Linked DNA regions of Homo sapiens: regions 1 and 2 are each linked to region 3. Evidence: chromatin contacts called from ENCODE Hi-C or POLR2A ChIA-PET data. All regions are on one chromosome and are shown on one strand. The core of a region is the stretch at or near the end of the contact, and the rest is flanking DNA. Distances in the headings are between cores, read along the strand shown.

Evidence for each region. Hi-C counts contacts between places; a loop is a spot of excess contacts on that map. ChIA-PET counts read pairs that join two places held with the same protein, here RNA polymerase II (POLR2A). Pooled maps may share reads with other maps.
Region 1: a loop to region 3 is called in a pooled map, with 2.1 times the contacts of the local background. The contact joins two enhancer-like sites. A Hi-C loop is called at or near these places in 8 of 168 maps with a recorded cell type or tissue (B cell, OCI-LY7, Right ventricle myocardium inferior and 5 more), 8 of 37 single-sample maps with no recorded cell type and 23 of 50 pooled maps. POLR2A ChIA-PET finds 5 or more read pairs at or near these places in 2 of 52 experiments (OCI-LY7 and activated B cell).
Region 2: a pooled map shows a loop between it and region 3 (2.3-fold over the local background). The contact joins two enhancer-like sites. A Hi-C loop is called at or near these places in 4 of 168 maps with a recorded cell type or tissue (CD4-positive, alpha-beta T cell, HCT116, colonic mucosa and 1 more), 3 of 37 single-sample maps with no recorded cell type and 8 of 50 pooled maps.

The regions. Positions count from the first base shown.
Region 1 is chr4:185,225,714-185,228,776 of GRCh38, reverse strand. The region is part of intron 1 of SNX25 (sorting nexin 25); the gene reads right to left. Among named protein-coding and RNA genes, the nearest start is that of SNX25, 18 kb to the right of the region's middle. Within about 2 kb of position 1,601, at least 5 of the 41 ENCODE cell types and tissues checked have a DNase peak (open chromatin) inside an H3K27ac peak, as active enhancers do.
Region 2 is chr4:185,170,083-185,173,029 of GRCh38, reverse strand. All of the region lies in intron 3 of CFAP97 (cilia and flagella associated protein 97), which reads left to right. Among named protein-coding and RNA genes, the nearest start is that of SLC25A4, 28 kb to the right of the region's middle. Within about 2 kb of position 1,434, at least 3 of the 41 ENCODE cell types and tissues checked have a DNase peak (open chromatin) inside an H3K27ac peak, as active enhancers do.
Region 3 is chr4:185,596,257-185,599,312 of GRCh38, reverse strand. All of the region lies in intron 24 of SORBS2 (sorbin and SH3 domain containing 2), which reads left to right. Among named protein-coding and RNA genes, the nearest start is that of SORBS2-AS1, 9.9 kb to the right of the region's middle. Within about 2 kb of position 1,557, at least 5 of the 41 ENCODE cell types and tissues checked have a DNase peak (open chromatin) inside an H3K27ac peak, as active enhancers do.

The sequences.
Region 1 (3,063 bases), core at 352-2,851, 370 kb after region 3:
AACGGTTCTGCTCTTATTCTCTCCAATGATGTTTTTTCCAAACCTTTTATCGCCTCTCTTAAAATTACCCTGTACAGGCACAGCACAGTGGCTCACACCTGTAATCCTGGCACTCTGGGAGGCTGAGGCAGGAGGACTGCTTGAGGTCAAGAGGTAAAGGCTGCAATGAGCCACAATCCTCCTCTGCACTCTAGCCTGGGCTATAGAGCAAGATGCTGTCTAAAAAAAATAAAATAAAAATAAAAAAATTATCCTCTACACGTTATCATAGTTCTCACTATCAGTAATTAATTTCGTCTCCCGCTTACCAAAATATTTGAGACTATCCAGCTTGAAATACCTTAATTCCCTGCCAACCTCCACGAAGTTCTCTCCATGTGCCCCCATTTTTATCTCCTACTAAAGTCGAATGCCCCCACCTATGCTCTGATCCTGCCCCCCAGGCATGTCTCCATCAATTACAATCTATCTCTGAGATGTTCAGGCCCTTCCTCTCTACTTTTCCATCTTTCCCTTAACCTAAAAATGTGCTTAAATATCTCTCCCTGACAACAACAAAAATCCCATAACACACACTCCCCTCTAGGTACCACTTTCTCTTCTGGCCTTCTCAGCCAGGCTTCTACAGAGCACAGGCCACACACTGTAAACCTCTCCAGTCCCACCCCCAAACCACACTGGCATGGACCTCCAAAGGCCTCCCAGTTGCCAAGTCCGGGGCACACCCTCGGTCCTCCCTCTGCACCTCTCTGCCCCACTGGATACTGTTGGCCATCTGCTCCCTCTTACTCTCTGAGCTTCTCTCTTCATCTCACGGCCTCTAAATGCTCTTTCTCTCCTTGGTGGGCTGCTCCTCCCTTGCCTGCGCTTGGACTCGCTGCTTCTCAGCCATCCTACTGCTCTCGGCAGTCTCATTCCCCTGTAGCCTTAACTGTCACGTGTACACTGACCACCAACAAATTGACCTGCTTAACCCTGATCTCTCCTGCAAACTGCACGCCTGCAGACCTAGCCGCCAGCTGGACAGATCCACAGGCATCTCAAAATCTACATGGCCAACATGTACCACATCCTTAAATCCCACCGTCCCAAACCTGCACAAAGGGCACCTGTACACATTTAACCCCCAAGCCAGAAACCTGGAATTACCTAGATCTCTCCCTCTCCTGCCCACAATAAATGCATGCTTACTGAGCAGAAACGAAGAACATAATGAAGCTGCCTGGATGGAAGGGCAATTGAGCTGGACCTTTAACAAGTAGAGCTGAACATACAAAAATGCAGGCAAAGTCCTTCCCGGGTGAATGCACACCCACCCAATGGTAAACTCGGGAACAGCAAGTAGTTCAGCTTGAAGAAGAGGAATACAAGTGAAGGCTAAAAAGGTAAGGCAGCCCTGTCTTGAAGACCTTGACACAGGCCAAGTGTTGTGAACCCACAACCTCCCTCCTCTCTAAGTGACTGGCCTAGTTCTCCACACAATGAGGTAAGGGAAACAAAACAAGAAAGATAAATGACTGGCCTAGGCCAATGACAGAAATCCTGTCCCCCATGCCAACAACGGGTAACAAACGGGCACCTGCCCAAACCTGGCCAGTAAGATGTGAGGGGAACACTGCCAGAAGCATTTCTGAGCACATTTTCCTTGCTCCAAAAAGGGACTTTCTTCTTCTGGGTATCATCCTGCGTGGCTGTGGTGCCTAAAACTGATACAGTCACCTGGTCAACAGCCCGCAAGCTCTTCCGACTCACGGGGCTAAAAAACACAGAGAAATGGTCCTGGAGGCTCAATGGTCTCCACATGGAGCCTGCCCTAGCCCTGAGCTTGTCCTCTCTCTGGACTGTGTATTCTTTCTTAAGAGAATACATCTCCTTATTGTTAAAAATAAAAGGAAGGGGATACAGGAATCAGTCATGTTTACAAAACATTGGATTAAAAAGCTAAGCAGATTTCTTTACAGTAGGATTTCTTACAATGTTAATTTAATAACACATGTTGTAAAGCTTTAAGAATTAGTTTTTCCAAGGCACAGTGTGGTGGCTCATGCCTGTAATCCCAGCACTTTGGGAGGCCAAGGTAGGAGGATCACTTGAGCCCAGGAGTTCAAGACCAGCCCGGGCAACATAGTGAGACCTTGTCTCTACAAAAAGTTTAAAAATTAGCAGGGCGTGGTGGCACATGCCTGTAATCCTATCTACTCAGGAGGTTGAGGTGGGAGGACTGCTTTAGTCCAGGAGGTCAAGGCTACAGTGAGCTATAATTGTGCCACTGCACCCCAGCCTGGGCAACACAGTGAGACCCTGTCTCAAACAAACAACAACAAAAAATTTAGTTTTTTCAGACTTATGTGACCACCAAACTAGCCTCCCAAGCTTCCTCTTCTTTGTTTTTGCAGTGTACCTAAAAGCATCTCCCAGAACTAAGTGTTAATGAATCACAGTTTGGGAAACACTGATTTTTACCAGAGAGACTAAAAAAGTATATGCCTGGCTGTTATAATGCAGTGATGACAGAGTAATACAGCCGCAGAAAAAGTGATCGCAGAATCCAAAAGGCACCACCGCCATTCTACTAGGTTCTCACTCAAAATGCCTGATGGGTTTCACGCTATGTGCCAACTCGGTGAATTTTCAGCGGCTGCCTGGAATGCTGTATTGAGAGAGAGTCTGCAGTCACAACCAGGTGCCTTACTTGATTAGTAAAGATCCTCCTGAGCACAGAAGGGACAGCTGTGACATCATTCAAGTTCATTCTGAGACCTCTGAAGTGACATTAAGTCCTAAGCAGATCCTAGAATCATCCCAAAGCTTCCCAAGTTGTTTTAAATCTGAATCAGGCCAGACTAATTTTTAATAATTAAAAGGGTAATAAAGTGTTTAAGTGTGTAGACTCCAGAGTTAATTAAGAGAGACGTGGGTTTAATTCTTAGTTTTTTCACTGATTTTATAGCCTGAGCACATGGTTTAACCTCACTAAACCTCAGTTTTCCCATCCACAACATGAGAATAACAGTCCCTACCTCCCATGATTGATGTAAGAATTAAACTGGGTAACGTAATGCA
Region 2 (2,947 bases), core at 185-2,684, 430 kb after region 3:
CATGCCTGTAATATAAATCTAATTATTTATATTGGAGCCTGTTTGACAGTCTTAAATACTACCTTCCTGACCAGAAGTATGGTCTTAACCATACTGCAAGCCTTCTCATACTCAACCTTAAAAAGAGCCACATTTGCTCTTTGAGTGTGAGCCAATGCTTTTTTTTTTTTTTTTTTTTTGTAGAGATGGGATCTCACTTTGTTGCCCAGGCTGGTCTCAGACTCCTGACCTCAGGCAATCCTTCTGCCTTAGCCTCCTAAAGTGCTGGGATTACAGGTGTGAGCCACTGCACCCAGGCTGATAGACTTTTTAATCTGTTTGCTAGACTGTTAATATTCAAAGTACACATGCATATGTTCAGCACACAGAGACACACTTTTGTAGTTATTTCAGTGTCAGATATACTGCAAAACAGAATTCATTCCTTTATATTTTTGATGATTTATATCCTTTCATTTGCTCTCTCTCCAGTGACAGAGAACAATTCAGCTGGCTAACAGACATGATAACTAAAGCATTTCTGTTCCAGAACTCTTACATCAGTGTGTTAGCAATTCAGAGGCTATTTAGATGGAAATAATCCCAGACAAAGAAGTAGTGTTGTGCAGAAAAGGTAGAGAAGGAAGGCAACGATTGTATAAAACTGACTTCTGTGCTCTAGAGTTAAAAGCATACTGTTCATCTGTCCTGATGAGGTTCAAGATCATCATTATTTGTTTCAATAGGTAGATATTATCCTTCCTCTCATTAAACATTGCATCCAAACAAAAATTAAGGGAATAAAAATTATTCTAGCTTATTAGCCTAGCTTATTAGCAAATTTTAAATTCAGAGAAATGAAAATTTTATCCAATAGAGTGTTTTTATCCAGTAGATAACTTTATCAGTAGACAGCCTCAATTATCATTATAATTTAAATAAAATTAGAATTTTATTACTTGTAAAAAGGGGAGTAATTTTTTAACTCATGAATTCTGAAATATTATTTTTAGCCAGGTACAGTGGCTTATGCCTGTAATCCCAGCATTTTGGGAGGCCAGGGCAGGAGGGTTGCCTGAGCCCAGAAGTTCAAGACAAGCATGGGCAAGCAACATGGTGAGATTCCATCTCTACAAAAAATAAAAAATTAGCCAGGTGTGGTGATGCATGGCTGTAATCCCAGCTGCTCAGGAAGCTGAGGCAGGAGGATTGCATGGGCCTGGGAGGTCAAGGCTGCAGAGAGCCGTGATCACTCCACCTCTGCCTCCTGGGTTCAAGTGATCAGTTCAGCCTGGGTGACAGAGCAAGACCCTATCTCAAAAAAAGAAAGAAATATTCTTGTTAAACCATATCTCTTTCTTTTCACTTGAACTTTTTTCCGAATGAGCATAAGAACAATCTTAGCAGAAGGAGAGGTGGTTAAAGATACTTGGTTGATGGTTTCACTTTACCCTCTAAGAAGAAGTGAGATTATTTCATTCTTTTAAATGTGTGTCAGTGTCCTCAGGTGTGAAAGAATGTTGGGGGAGAGAAGTAATTCAAGCAAAGTTATGGAGGAAGTAAGATTCCTAGAGGAATGTAGTATCAGGGTTGGAGCCTAAAGTTAACTAAATGGAGTTAACTTATTTTCCTTTTTTTACTTTCTAAGATTATGTGTGTAAATAAAATAGTCCTTAGTTATTTCGTTGTTCTTGTTTTGGGGGGATTTTTTTGTTGGCTTTTGGAGATGAGGTCTTGCTGTGTTACCCAGGCTGAACTCCTGGGCTGAAGTGATCCTCCCAGCTCAGCCTCCCGAGTAGCTGGGACTACAAGCGTGTGACACCCCGCCTAGCTCATTAGCAAATTTTAAATTCAGAGAAATGAAAATAAATAGACAATAGCCCATCTTTTCATGTAGAAAAATTGAAACAAACAAATAAATAATGTAATGATGATTTCTGTACCTGTTAGCATAATTTTTCCAGTTAGGAGTTCTCGTGTTAGAATTTTGTTTTAAAAATAAAAGGCATGTATGAATTTAGAAACTTAAGGCAGTTCTTTTTTTTTTTTTTTTTTTTTTTTTTTTTTGAGACAAAGTCTTGCTTTGTCGCCCAGGCTGGAGTAAGTGGCTCAGTCTTGGCTCACTGCAACCTCTGCCTCCTGAGTTCAAGCTATTCTCCTGCCTCAGCCCCCTGAGTAGCTGGGATCACAGGCCTGTGCCACCACACCTGGCTAATTTTTGTATTTTTAGTAGAGACAGGGTTTCACCATGTTGGCCAGGCTGGTCTCAAACTCCTGACCTCAGGTGATCCACCAGCCTCGGCGTCTCAAAGTACTAGGATTACAGGCGAGAGCCACCACACCTGGCCTAAGGCAGTTCATAAAAACATTCAATGAAAAATAGGCTGGCGTGGTGGATCACCTGAGGTCAGGAGTTGGAGACCACCCTGGCTAACATGGCGAAACCCATCTCTACTAAAAATACAAAAAATTAGCCAGGTGTGGTAGTGGGCACCTATAATCCCAGGGCTCCTGTAATCCCAGCTACTCAGGAGGCTGAGGCAGGAGACTCACTTGAACCCGGGAAGCAGAGGTTGCAGTGAGGCAAGATACTCGCCTGGGCAACAAGAGCAAAACTCCGTCTCAATAAATAAGTAAAAAATAAAATTATCCTCTTCTGTGCTTTGTCTGCTAGTATACAGGAGTAACTTTATTTTATTTATTTATTTAGACTATCTCGCTCTGTCACCCAGGCTGGAGTGCAGTGACGTGATCTTGGCTCCTTGCAGCCTCCATCTCCTGGGTTCAAGTGATTCTCCTGCCTCGGCCTCCCAAGTAACTGGAACTACAGGCTTACACCACCACACCCAGCTAATTTTTGTATTTTTAGTGGAGATGGTATTGCCATGTTAGCCAGGCTGGTCTCAAACTCCTGACCTCAAGTGATCCATCTGCCTCAGCTTCCCAAAGAGCAAGGATTACAGGTGTG
Region 3 (3,056 bases), core at 308-2,807:
AGGAGTTTGGAAATTTTCATCTGGACATAAGTCAGGATTCCTTTCCTCATTTCTGTTTTAATGGACCCGGATTCAACCTTGACTGGCCTATCGCATGGCCGTGCTTCTGCATTTCAAGAAGTTCTCAAGGGCTTGATTTCACAGAAGTCTTCATTTTTTATTTCTAAAGAAAAGTCGATATTATTCTGCATTCATGCCACTTTGTGCTTTTTGCATTGCATAGGAAGACCTCATTTTGTTGCTGAGGCAGAGCTTTGTGTTGCCATAGAGACAGAAATGCCAATTTGTAGAGACTCTTAGACTCCCCCGAATGGCCTTCCAGAGCCAAAGCAAAACATAAGCTTCTTTTGCAGTGAAAAGGACCCATCTATAACCCTCCTGTGGGTCCACGAGATGGTATGCTTGTGTTCCCCTTAAGGTTTTTTTTTTATTTTTTGCCTGATTTTTACATTATGTATTTGTATGTCAGATTACACGTGTGTTTGTGTGAACCATAAATATTCTATTTTTTTAGATTTATGCAAAGTTGTGTTTTACCTTCATAATTTAAGAAGGAAAAATAAGCCTCTAGAAACATAAACGTGGTATTATTAGGAGAATTTCATCGAATTCTGGTGGGCAAATATGACAACTAATATTTTATAAAAAAAGATAAAAACACTTTAGCACTGCTTATATTGCTTTCAGAGATTTTTTTGCATTAGTGTTTAAAGTAACAGTCAATCCTTCTTTAAGAATTATTTGATACTAAATATAGCTAATCCTCCAGAGATAACTGCAGAAGCTTTGATAAATTAGACGGCTTTTCAACAGACTGTAGCTCACTAAGATCGGAAAGTATATATTTTACTGATGTTACAGACTCCATGATGTTTCAAACCAGCTTCCTTATGAACAGCAACTTGTGATTGGTTCTGGCTTTGGAAATTAGCATGTGTTTAAAACTTGTCTCTTTTGTATCCGTTTTTGACAACATTAAAAAATAGCTACAGAAAAATACTTACATAGTCAGGGCTACAGAAAAAAATACATATTTAGGATACGATGAAAACCGCAGCATGCTTCACTGGATTTTTCTCTTGTTCTACTCTTAAGATTCATCAAGGAAATATAAGCATAATATAATTCTTGTTCAAAATGCCCAGCACAGTGATTGTAATGTGTCAGTTGAAAGCCATCTTTCTAGGTTCAGCTCATGTAAGCCTCTCTGAATGTCACAAGTGTATATTGTTCTATATTTATCTTAAAACTGCTAAGAAGTTAGGGGAAATGGAAATGCCTGCACAGATAGTCAAAATAGAAATGGACACGGACCAAAAATGCTGGTGGCTTTACAAGGGATGCTTTCTCAAAAATTTAAAACGTGGGGAGGGAAGAACATGGTTAGGAAAACAGATGACTGTCTATTCCACATCACTCTGCGGCCTTTAAAATAGGCTTTTAAAATTTTTCCAGCCTTGGGAACTTGGATAAAAAGGGGCAGATAAAGCAGAAACAACTCTCAGCTTGTTGCTGCCATTGCTCACCACTAGGTGGCGACAGAGTGCAGCTGCATTACAAATCTCTGCTTAAGCGACTTGCCATTTGAGTTACATCACCAAGGGGAAAGGGCGAAAGACAGTCTCCCCAGATAATCTATTTACATCACCTTATAGGACATTTGCACCTACCTCAGCGTCAAAATTAAGATGCTGATTTTAGCCAAGGTAGGCCAAGTAGTCCATCATAGTAATCTTTCATGCAATAGCGTGCACATCGAAATTACCATTTTGTTTCTTTTTCTGTTTGTTTTTTACCTATTTGTCGTATTAAGAAATTATCCAGTATCTTTGGGTTTTGGTTTACCATTCTGCAAAATGGAGTTGAATTGTAACCATTATTTTTTTTTACGTGACCGAGACACATGAGAATTAACCAATCAATGTCAGTGTCCCAGCTCTCTGTGTAAAACTGATGACGGACACCTTTACACAGCAGAGGAAATACATCTGTGGAAATGTGTATCCTTCATGGAATCCCTGAGGGGACCCGATTAACCCTCATCTTGTCCAACTCATTGATTTCAGAGATAGGGAAGCTGAGGCATCCCCAAGGTTATATGGTGCTTAACGCCCAAAACAGAAAGACGCAGATGAGCCGTCTTAGATAACTGTTCTTGCTACTCATTCCCTACTAGTCAAATGCCTTTAAAATAAACTATTTCAAGTACTGTAATTAGTCAGCTTTCCTCAAAACTGTCTCCTAGTTATCCACATTAACATGGAGGTGATTCTTGTTAAAGGTAAGCTTTGAAAAGTTCTAAAACTCGCCATTATAAGACACACACAACTTCTCTGCTACGAAAAGTCTTGATTGATTCTGGCCTCAGGATGTGAACAGTATAGAAAACTGATGATTTGTGTGTAAAAAGAGGGGCAGGGTTTGAAAGATATGAAGGAAGGGAAAAGAGAAATTGGGAAACAGGTAAAAGCAAGGACGGGGGCCGGGCGCAGTGACTCACGCCTGTAATCCCAGCACTTTAGGAGGCCAAGGCGGGAAGATCACAAGGTCAGGAGATCGAGACCATCCTGGCTAACATGGTGAAACCCTGTCTCTACTAAAAATACAAAAATTAGCTGGGCACGGTGGTGCGTGCCTGTAGTCCCAGCTACTCGGGAGGCTGAGGCAGGAGAATCGCTTGAACCCGGGAGGCAGAGGTTGCAGTGAGCCAAGATCACACCACTGACCTCTAGCCTGGTGGCAGAGTGAGACTCCATCTCAAAAAAAAAAAAAAAAAAAAAAAGCAAGGACGGTGCTGGCTGCCCCACACAGGAACATACGTTCTCCAGCCATGGACGTGGGATCCAGGAAGCTGCAGGTTTGCAGCAATCACCAAATTTTCATAATGGTCAATGGGACAGTTCAGTTAAATGATTGATGAGGTGGGTTGAGTTAAAGGAATTAAACTAGTAGAATTATAATGATGATAACTAAAAAGGGATATACGGACTTTAAAAGTTGATTGTTTTACATTAATGAACAATTTGATTTTTAAAGTGGTATTCACATTTTAACAA